2 separate regions of the Mus musculus genome follow, and region 2 is linked to region 1. The links are chromatin contacts, found by Hi-C or POLR2A ChIA-PET in ENCODE. All regions are on one chromosome and are shown on one strand. The core of a region is the stretch at or near the end of the contact, and the rest is flanking DNA. Distances in the headings are between cores, read along the strand shown.

Region 1 (5,051 bases), core at 1,669-4,168:
ACACACACCAAAGGGAAGGTCTTCTTCTTACTTTCTCTCTGACAAAATGCCAGAAGGAATGGCCAGTGGCTTCTGTGTCACAGAGATGAAGGTTTCTCTTTCTAAGAATTGTTATGGCAAGTGGAGGTGAAATTTTATTAATGAGAGAATGACGGCAAAGCCATGCTGGTCATGGTGTGGCACACCTGTAGGAGGCAGGGGTAGGGGGCTACAAATGCCAGAGCCCTTTGGGCCAGGGAGAGGGAGAGGGAGAAAGGAGAAAAGATAGGAGGGAGGGAGAAAAAGAAGGAAAGAGAGAGACATAGAAAGACAGACATATATACAGAGGTAAATGAACAGGGAGAAATACAAACACACATAGATAGACAAAGACAGACACAGAGAGAGTCAGCCAGAGATAGAGAGACGGAGAGATACACACAGAGAAATAGAGAAAAGTAGACACACAGAGAGAAAGACACAGGGATGCACACACACACACACAGACAGACACAGACATACAGAGAGACACACAGAGAGAAATAGAAAGAAATAGACATACAGAAAGACACAGAAATGCACAAGTGTACAGACACATACATACAAACACACATACACACAAGACACACACATAAAACACACATACATACAAACACACACACACAAGACACACATATAGAGACAAAGTCAGAGAGAGAGAGAGACACAGAGGGAGACACACACAGAGAGAAATAGAAAGAAGTAGAAGTGGAAAGAAAGACAAGAGATGCGCACATAGAAACACACACACACACACACACACACACGCACGCACTGTGTGATATCATCAAATTGTTAAACCTGGGCTGTGAGGTTGACATGTGAAGGAAACAAATGTAAAACCTAATGCTTGCTAATGAATGCTTATCTTTATAAGTTAAAGCCTTTTATTATACACAATTAGGTTTCTGGCTATAGTCTGGTAAAGCTGAAACCTATTAGGCAGTTAGAAGCTAGTATTTAGATTATGCATTTACTACACTATTAATTGGGCTTAGCGTTTCTTAGAATATATTCCATTACTGTTATACTGGCCTATCCTCAGGCAGAGAAACAATTTCTTACAACCTCCAGGGAGGCACACTATATCCTAGTCCCTTTTGTTTGGTTTAGAAGTTTGCCATGGGATACACAGAAAACATGGAAGCCAAATTTAACAAGCAAATAGCAGCACCTTGGAAAACTATAAAACTCTAGGCTTGTGTGATTGCTCTCCCTGCTTGCCTGCTCCATGCAGTGGAGCCTTGGTAGTGCTTCCTCCCAGGCCTGGGCCAGTGATGTAAACTCTTCCTAATGAGCACACAGGAATCTGACATTGTTCCCGTTGCTCCTTGTCATCAACATACCCAGTACCTAAGCTTGAGCATCCTTAGAATAGCACTTCACACCCAGTGGCTCTCACAGTCAATTCTGTAAAAGTATAAACCATCTTAAAATAGGATTTTACCCCAGGGTGGGAGGGATCCTCAACCAAATAGTCACAGTGCACTTTGAATGACTAATTTACGCCATTACATTGCAAAATAAGGAATAGATCATACTTTTTCATAACATGACCACATAGGAGCAGTTTTAATTTTAAGAGTCAAGCACCTACATTAATCTGAGTCTAATATAATAGGCCTCTGATTTAAAATCTCCTAACATTCTTTCACACTTCATAAAACTAAAAATAAAACCGCCTCACCAAATAGTGACCTAGGGTCCGGCAGACATACTGTATTTCAAGGAAAACTGAAACACTAGCTCTCCAAACCACTACGTGCAGGCAAATTGCAGTTTGTAGCCTTAATTGGTCTTAAATGTGGGGTGGAAGAGAGAGGAGACTTCGGTCTGTAGAGATTGAGATTTATTTCCCTTTTTAAATCAAAAGCAGATCCCATGGTTCAGCTGCCCCCTGACTCTCCCGCCCTACCCTCGCGGGTCGTTCTCTCCTCCCACATTTTTATGTATATTTTATTCGAAGACGACAGGTGAGGGGAGGTGAAAGTGCTTCGTGCCTTTCCGAAGTAAACAGAGGGGTTAGGAGGGTTTATCTGGGTTTATTTATTTACTAGGCGGCCGGCCTCTCAGCTGTTTCTCTTCTCTGGCATTTGGAAGCTTGCAGTCCTTTAGGGATGAGACAGATTTGGCAAGCTCGCTCTTTGTGCCGCCTCCCTTTTCACTGGGGGCTGGGGATGGGTGGGAAGAACGCAAATTTATGACAGCCTTGAGAGAAACGGGGAGGAGGCGGGGGTCGAAAAAGTTTCAGCTCGTATGATAATGCCCATTCCCTCCCACCCCCGCGGCCAACACTGCCACAAACAGCTTTGGTGCCACCCGGAGCCCTGCCCCCGCCGTCCCCTCCCTTTCTCTCTGCAGGCTCGAGCTGGCAGGCGCAGGCACACTTAAATTCCAGCACGGTCTCCACATTCCCCAGAACTACTACGCTCGATTACTACGGCTGCCCTCCCCTTCGCTTCGGGGGGTTCCCCCAGTCTCCTCGGAGAAGCTCGGAAGGCTACTGCCAGCTAAAGGATGTGCGGCTCCCGAGTCCAGCAGGGCTGCGGGCTGGTTGCTTGTCCTGCGCAGTTTCTCTGCTCCAGGCACAAACACGGCGGAGAGCCGGCGCCTCGCAGACACACACAGATCCACGCATACAGTAGAGCTGTCTAGATCCACATTCTTGCACACCGCCCCCTGCTCCCCCCGCGCGCTCCCGGAGTCGCTGAGCAGGGCGAGTGACAGGAGCGTCCCACCAACCCGCGCCGGGCCGGGCAGGGAGGAGCGGCTCGCGGGGCCAACTGCGGCGCGTCTTCCGGCGCCCGTGGAGGCGGCGAGGGTGGGACGCGGGGCGGAGCCCGAGTTTAGGAAGAGGAGGGGACGGCTGTCATCAATGAAGTCATATTCATAATCTAGTCCTCGCTCCCTCTGTTTCTGTACTCTGGGTGACTCAGAGAGGGAAGATTCAGCCAGCACACTGCTCGCGAGCAAGGTAAATATAACTTACAACTCCTTTCTCTTCTCTCCACGGCTCCGGCCTTACAGCAGCCGCAGCGGCCGCCGAACCCCTTGGGCACCGCGCCGCCTTCGCCCCGGATTATGCATCCTTATCCTAATCATTATTTATTGTGCATGCTGGAAGACCAAAACAAACAGGCGGGCCAACCGCTACAACAACAAAAAAGCCCGCCTCTTCCCCGCGGGCCTCAGGTGGAATGCTCTAACCACAGCTCCCGGGTGGCGATAAAAGAAACAAAGTTTCAACCGAACCTCGCCGTTCTAATAATAACAGTAATAATTACTACTTCGAGGGGGCAAGGAGAAGAAATCCCAACATGTCACAGCCTTGACCCTGGGCAGGTTGACAGTGATGCGCTGCCAACTCAGGGTTGCAACACACTCTCCGCCAGGTTGCATCCCCCCCCCCCTCCTATCCCCTAAAAAGCAGAGGTGGGGAGGGCTAGTGGCAAGAGGAGAGGGGGATTTGGGAACTCCGGGCCGGGGGGCGGAGGGGTTGGGAGGCGGGGGACTGGAAACGCGACAGTTCACCCCGAGCCATCCTCCCCGTTAGAGTTGGAAGGGAACAGGAAAGGAGGGAAGGAGGGTGAGGAGCCCGGGCTGGCGGCAGGGCGCCAACCAACACGGCTGCTATTCGCCTCCCGGGGACTTGTTTAAAGGGCTCCGGCTGCGGGGACGAGAGCAGATCTTGGCGGTAGTAGTCTGGGATGGCGCACTGAGCGGGCGGCGGCCACTACCACAGGGTTGGTGCCTTGGGGCTCCGAGGTGTCACCTCCACTCCCGGGGTTCCCTAGGGCAGGGAAGGGAATGTTGATTGGTGACAGGCCTTTAGGTGAAAGGGTTGGCCCCGGGGGCTATGGCCGTGGCGCCGCGGACCCTCTTGTCTGGTACCTAGAGGCAGCGCGGGCTAGGATGTTGAAGTTCGGGGTGTCCAGCCCGGGTCTCATTACAGAGGGTGGAAGGAAGCCCCAAGGAAAGAGGTCCGAGGTGTCCACTAGGCTCTGTTAGCCTCCCCTCCCCTCTCTGGGTTTGTTTTCTTTTGCTTGGTGTCTTTCCTTGGCAAGCGCCGAGGAAGCTGCAGACGCGGGGCGCCTGGGATGGTCTGAGTGTCAGGGGCGCACAGGGACCCGGGAGAGCCACGGCGGCTGAGGGCTGGGGAGGCCATGATCCGGATAATCCTCTCTGCCTGACTGTCACAACAGGACCCGCACGCACCCGGGCAGCGGCCGCGGCGTTCGCCCGGGAAGGGGAAGGGCTGCAGTGGGGAGGAAACAGGGGGTGGCGAAGGAGGGAGGCGGGGAGAGCCGGTGGGAGCCTCCTCCTAGCGATGACACTCACCCCTTCCTTCTTGCTCCCTGCTTTCGAGTTTGCTTTATTCCCATCCCAACATAGTTCACCCCTTCCCTTGCCTCCTCCTCCTCCCCCATCGCTGGGCTGCCTCCCCTCCCATTGGCGTTGCAAAACAGGGCCACGCCATCTGCATAGGTGTCGCGATGTACTTCCCCAAATCACCGGTCCAGCGCGCCAGCCCCTGGGCGCCCTCCAGCCACCAAGCGCACACCAGCACAGTGCCCCCCGGTGCCCCGCACCAGGCCGCGCAGCCTGGACGCAGTGACACCGCTCCGGGCGGGGCGCAGCGCTGAGGACTCTAGGGGACACCCGCGCTCCGGCCCGGGCGCTCACGCTGGTTTCCGGTACCTGCAGGAGATCGCCGGGTGCGGGTGTCTGCATTCACCCCTGCGGCCTGGATTACATTATTATTTTTTTATACCGGTTGCTATTCGCTGCGGATAGTGGTGAGCGCCGGGCTGGTAGGGCTGCCTGGGGGATGGGGGCGGAGGGAAGTTGGACACCAATCAACCCGGAAAAAAAAAGTTTGGCAGTGCTGCAAGTCGGATGGAGGGGCTGGAGGGGGCGGCGGGCTGGCGTGAGTGTGCAGTGCGCTAGGGACCAGTGAGTGGCGAGCTGCGCGGGCTGCGTCTCTAGCCGGAGCACTCCCGGGAGCCGGACGCAGAGCCGGCTGGGTCTGGCGG
Region 2 (5,051 bases), core at 1,779-4,278, 38 kb after region 1:
TTCATTAGTACGTGCCATTTTCCCGTGGGATACATGCTAGGCCACTTTTTCTCTTTCACCCCTGCCCTTCATTTCTTTCCTTCCTTTGTGCCCTCTATCAGTCAGCTCTTGAGTTTAAGACAATGGCAGCCTCAGACCCTAGGTAGTGATTGATGGATGGAGGAGAGATAGGTATGGTCAGCAGGGGGGTCCTTCCATCTGACCTGTCCTGCTTATGTCCCTTTTGTCTCACAGGCCCCGGGCAGGAGCTGCTACTGAGTGGCCAGAGCGCTCCGCAGAAGCTGTCAGCACCAGCACCAAGCGGCCGACCTTCACCGGCACCCCAGGCCGCCGTCCAGCCCACGGCCACAGCGGTGCCCGGGCCCTCCGTGCAGCAGCCCGCCCCAGGGCAGCCGTCTCCGGTCCTACAGCTGCAACAGAAGCAGAGCCGCATCAGCCCCATCCAGAAACCGCAAGGCCTGGACCCGGTGGAGATCCTGCAGGAACGAGAGTACAGGTAGCGCCAGGCCATTCCCAGGACCAGGGGTTGATACTTGCCTCGTGGGGCAGTGACCTCATGGGGACACTGGGAGGGGTGAAGAGAGGGCAAAGAGGGTTTAGGCTGTGACCGTGGTTTCAGAACATTTGTAGAGTAAGTTCACGTGCTGTTGGGCCGGTCCTTATGTGTTGTTGAGTAGGACAGACTGATTTTCTTTCATTTGGCCAGAAACGTTTACCCACCCGGTCTGTCTACTTGCCAAGGTGCTTAGAATACACCGATCAAAAGCCCAGCCCAGAGTTCCTGAACCTCAGGGCGTGTCACCTCACGCTAGGATCATGAGATGATCCGGTTTTGTGTTCTGGAACAACTGATGACTTAGATAGTCATGTTGAGTATGTTGTCTGGGTCCATCCTTCAGAACTCTGGCCCAGCTCACGGGCCAGTTTGAGCAGAACTCAGAAGCTTGCTGCTTCGCTCTGCACAATGTGTTCTGTGTTTTAATTCGCTCATGTTTTAGTCTAGAGCTTGGCCCAGGTTTAGGGATCAGCCTTAGGTATCTGTCTTCAAACGGGATCCTTAGTTAAACTTGGAATCCAGGCACTAGTCACCTGATTTGACACAGTTGTATCTAAATTAGGCATTGGCAAACTTTTTCTGTAAAGGACCAGATGGGAAACATCTAATGTTTTACAGGGCCATATGTCTTAGGCACAGATAGTCAGCCCCGTCCTCTTTGTGGGAAAACACCAATAGACCGTGGCGTCTTGGCTCTGTTCCAGCAAAACTTTATTTAGAAAAGCAACTGGGGACAAGATTCGGCCCACGGGTGTCACTTAGCCGGCCCTTCAGGTCAGTGGTTAGCAACCACGAAAACGTGAGTGCAGCAAGACTGAAGATGAAGCAAAACTGAGGCTTTGATTTCTGCGGCCTGCCTGGAAGCATGCTCTGCCAGGAACAGCTCTGTGGTCTTGGGCAGGTTACATCATTTTTCTGCGACTTATATGTTAAAAATATTATAGTCTTTTCTCATAGAGTTGGGAAAGGTAATGCGTTCTGTAAGCTTTCAGTAATATTGGTGTCTGCCATTTTCCCCGTGTTACTTGAAGTAAATGCAAAGTAGATGGGAAAACTAACAGAGAATGCTAGCCAGGAAGCAGTGTTTGGGTTCTCTTTAAAAGTGTTGTCTTAATCTTTATTAAAAGGCATGTAGCTTGTTATGAACTAAGTAAAACATCACTGGTTTGTGGAGTCGTTTTGGAGACATCCCAGCAACCAGGTATTAGATGTGGGTCACGTTTTGAGTGGAAACATGACTTCATTTTCTCATTTCTGTTGGTGGTTATCACTGGGAGCATTTCTTCTGTCGTTCCCAGCTTGTCATTGTGCTTCCTGGGCATCAGGGTCAGGTATTCATCATCGGTGACAGGCACAGTCTTTTGAATAAGAACTAGTGTATCATAAAGTCAAACATGAGGATACCCAGGGCAGAAAATCTCATCAGATGCAATATCTTTATGTTGAATAAAAGAAGGCATAAGTAGTTGTTGGGGTGGTGGTAGTGGTCAGTTATAAGAAAGAGCAGAATTATGTGGCTATCCTGAAATTCTAACTTGCCTAAAATCTACCATGCTTTAGCCCTGCCCAGAAGGTGCAAAGATGCCAGAAGCTTTGCTAGCTCATGCAATTTACCCTCGGAAGACATTCACTGTACCTAGATATTTTATGTAACACTGGCCTTTTTTCTCTTTCTCAGCCTTGTGTATGTGTGCATGTGTGTATATATATGTGTCCATGGGTGTGTATGTGCATGAATGTGCACATGTGTTTGGATAAGCTGCTTTGTGGACTCCTAAACTTGTTTTGTCATTGTTGCTAGGATTTTAATGACAGGGCTCTCCTATAATCTCATTTTAATGCCATTTTAAAAAGTGTGAGTTTGAATGGATTGTCTTCCAAAGTATTAAATAGTGCTATTTGTCTATTTCAATGTATAAAAGTAACCTATATGATCTTAATTAAATTTTATTGCATCTATTCACATATTTATTTGTTTGTTTGTTTTTCATTTATAGCACATCTGAGCTACTTCACAGATGTGGAAGTCAGACAACAACCTGTGGGAGTAGTTGTTGTTGGTTCTTTTTTTCCTTCTGTTATATGGTTTCTGGAGATTAAGCACGGGGTTGTAAATTTGGTAGCAACTGAGCCATTTCACTAACCCCATCCTCCTATTTTTAATAAAAATGACATCTACTAGCATTCTTTAAACTGTGGTGCAGGGTGATGCATGCCTCTAATCTCAGCATATGGAAATCTGTGGCAGGAACATCATGAAACCAAAGCCAGTTTAGGGTACATGATGAGACCCTATCTCTTAAAACAAAACAACTCAAAATCAAGTGCCTATGAGAATGTAGCTGAAGAGCTGTTTTTCGTATTGTTACTGTTTGATAAATGTGTCCACCTTGGTAAAGCTGAAGTTGTGTGGTTTGGGGGTTGCCAAAAACCTGGTGGGACCTTTGGCCTAAATCTCCCCATGGCCATCTGGGAAAGAGCGAACTCATGCTGGCAGCTTTTCAGGGGCATGCCTTATCTTGTTTAGTCATGGAACAATAGCTGACTTCTGCCTGTATAAAGACACATTGTTCAACCTCAGAGATTAGGTTTATCATCGAAGGGGTTACATTAAGTTTCTTACATACTCAGAAAAGGCAGTTATGAGAATCTTTCTCTCCTGTTCCCTTTGACGGGCTAGCTCACCAGACTTCTGCCTGATCCATAGACTCTGCCTGGCCTCTACAACCCTCTCACCTGGCTAAGGATTTGAGTAAGGTCCTAAGAGTTCTCTTTTGGGATTTCATGGACTCTGTGAAGCTTACAGAACACATTACAAAGCAAAATATCATGCAACAGAAACCCCACAACAGATGTTCATTTCATTGGCTACAGTCCTTGTCTGCACAAATTGGAAGGGAATTATTAGGGAGTTATAGTTCTTTAAGCCAGTTGGCTGCTCTTCCCGGTTTGCCTTAAACTCAGAATCTTTTTTTGTTGTTGTTGTTGTTGTTGTTGTTGTTGTTGTTGTTGTTGTTGTTGCAGCCTAAGTGAGTTTCTGCCTGTGCACACTCTGCTTGGCCTCAGATCTCTAACAGCCCTGGCCTTGAAACATTTATCTCCCCTTTATTTTGGATCATTTCCTTTCGACTCTCTTATCATTTCTAATGGAAATGTGTTCTTTCTTTGGTGTCAGACAGTCTTACCTGCTGCACTAGCCCCTTAACACCCACCCCCCCCCCATTTTGGGGGCTTGAGTTCTTGACTCTAACTATAGCCAACTTCATTCCCTTTCACATTCGATCAAAGAGTACTTTAGGAGCTTATGCACTGACATGTCAACTAGGTCTGTGAAAACAAATGTTCGCATGGAGGATGCGTGTTACCCTTAGGAGGGTTTATTTGAGAAAGGCAGTTTTGAATTACATCAGGCCTCTGGTCTCAAAAGGGAAGTGAGTAGGGAAACAGGTCAGGAGACGTGTGCATGCATGTGTTGCATGTGTGTGTGTATGTGTGTGTGTTTCCTTGTCTTGTCCTGTGTGTGTGTGATTTTCCTTGTCTTGCCTTGTGTATGTGTGTGTTTCCTTGTCTTGCCTTGTGTGTGTGTGTGTGTGTGTGTGTGTGTGTGTGTGTGTGTGTGTGTGTGTGTATGTGTGTGCGTATGTGTGTCTGTGTTTCCTTGTCTTGCCCTCACCACCATCACAAACCTGGAAACTCCTTTTTAGGAATCACCAATAGCCACTGTGCCAGAAGAGCCACCAAAGTCACACATGTTCCCTTTCTCTCACCCTCGATCTGTAAAGTGTCACTCAGCTCCTTGAAGGGACAAAATGTACCAGTGTCATTTTCTGTTCAAATAACTCTCCTACGGGAATCATAAACTTCTCCCCTGGACTTGAACAAATATCTGTTGCCTTTAATGGAACTCTTTTCCTTGGCAAAACTGTAACCCCTCTTGATTTACTCTTCAGTCTGTATGAAAAATCTGAGTGACCTAATTCTGCTTCAATCTTCTGTGCTCGTGAGGACACTAAATGAGCCTCCTGCAGTCAGGCAGGATTACATCTTGTTGTTGTTTTGGGAAGTTTGGAATCCTGACTCTCTTTATCAGACTTCCTGCTGAATCTCATTGATGGGGAGATGAAATTGTCCAGGAGAGGAGCATTATTTAAAATGAAGATTTCTATTAAGCACAACAACAGAGATAGGAGTTGGCTGTCACCCCCTCTCCCACGCCGCCCCACCCTCACAACTTTGCCACCCACCCCGAGTGCCACAATGAACGCATGTCATTTTGCTGTAAAATCTCTCCCTCTCCTGTCTTGAGGTTGTACTTTGTACTTTATGCCTTTCTGAGAGAGAGAGAGAGAGAGAGAGAGAGAGAGAGAGAGAGAGAGAGAGAGAACTCTTGAGATGCACTAATAATAAATCATTTCTCCTTTGGAGAAGCAGCCCCGACAGGGAGAAGCACACCCTTAGCTCCTACCTGCTGCAGCACCCCAGCACCCACACTCTC

Evidence for each region. A loop is a pair of places that touch in the nucleus more often than their neighbours do. ChIA-PET counts read pairs that join two places held with the same protein, here RNA polymerase II (POLR2A).
Region 2: a map of heart shows a loop between it and region 1 (2.5-fold over the local background). The contact joins the enhancer-like site here to the promoter of Smarca2 in region 1. A Hi-C loop is called at or near these places in 9 of 37 maps with a recorded cell type or tissue (T-helper 17 cell, heart, left cerebral cortex and 1 more). POLR2A ChIA-PET finds 5 or more read pairs at or near these places in 1 of 5 experiments (Patski).

What each region holds. Positions count from the first base shown.
Region 1 is chr19:26,602,242-26,607,292 of GRCm38, forward strand. It overlaps Smarca2 (SWI/SNF related, matrix associated, actin dependent regulator of chromatin, subfamily a, member 2), which reads left to right and starts at 2,919. Exons shown (of 33, transcript NM_011416.2): 1 at 2,919-2,992. Gm52395 (a long non-coding RNA gene) reads right to left here and starts at 4,269. Exons shown (of 7, transcript XR_003952911.1): 1 at 3,910-4,269; 2 at 3,008-3,808.
Region 2 is chr19:26,640,154-26,645,204 of GRCm38, forward strand. Smarca2 (SWI/SNF related, matrix associated, actin dependent regulator of chromatin, subfamily a, member 2) reads left to right here. Exons shown (of 33, transcript NM_011416.2): 5 at 235-496. Among named protein-coding and RNA genes, the nearest start is that of Gm20616, 19 kb to the left of the region's middle. Within about 2 kb of position 3,029, at least 1 of the 3 ENCODE cell types and tissues checked has a DNase peak (open chromatin) inside an H3K27ac peak, as active enhancers do.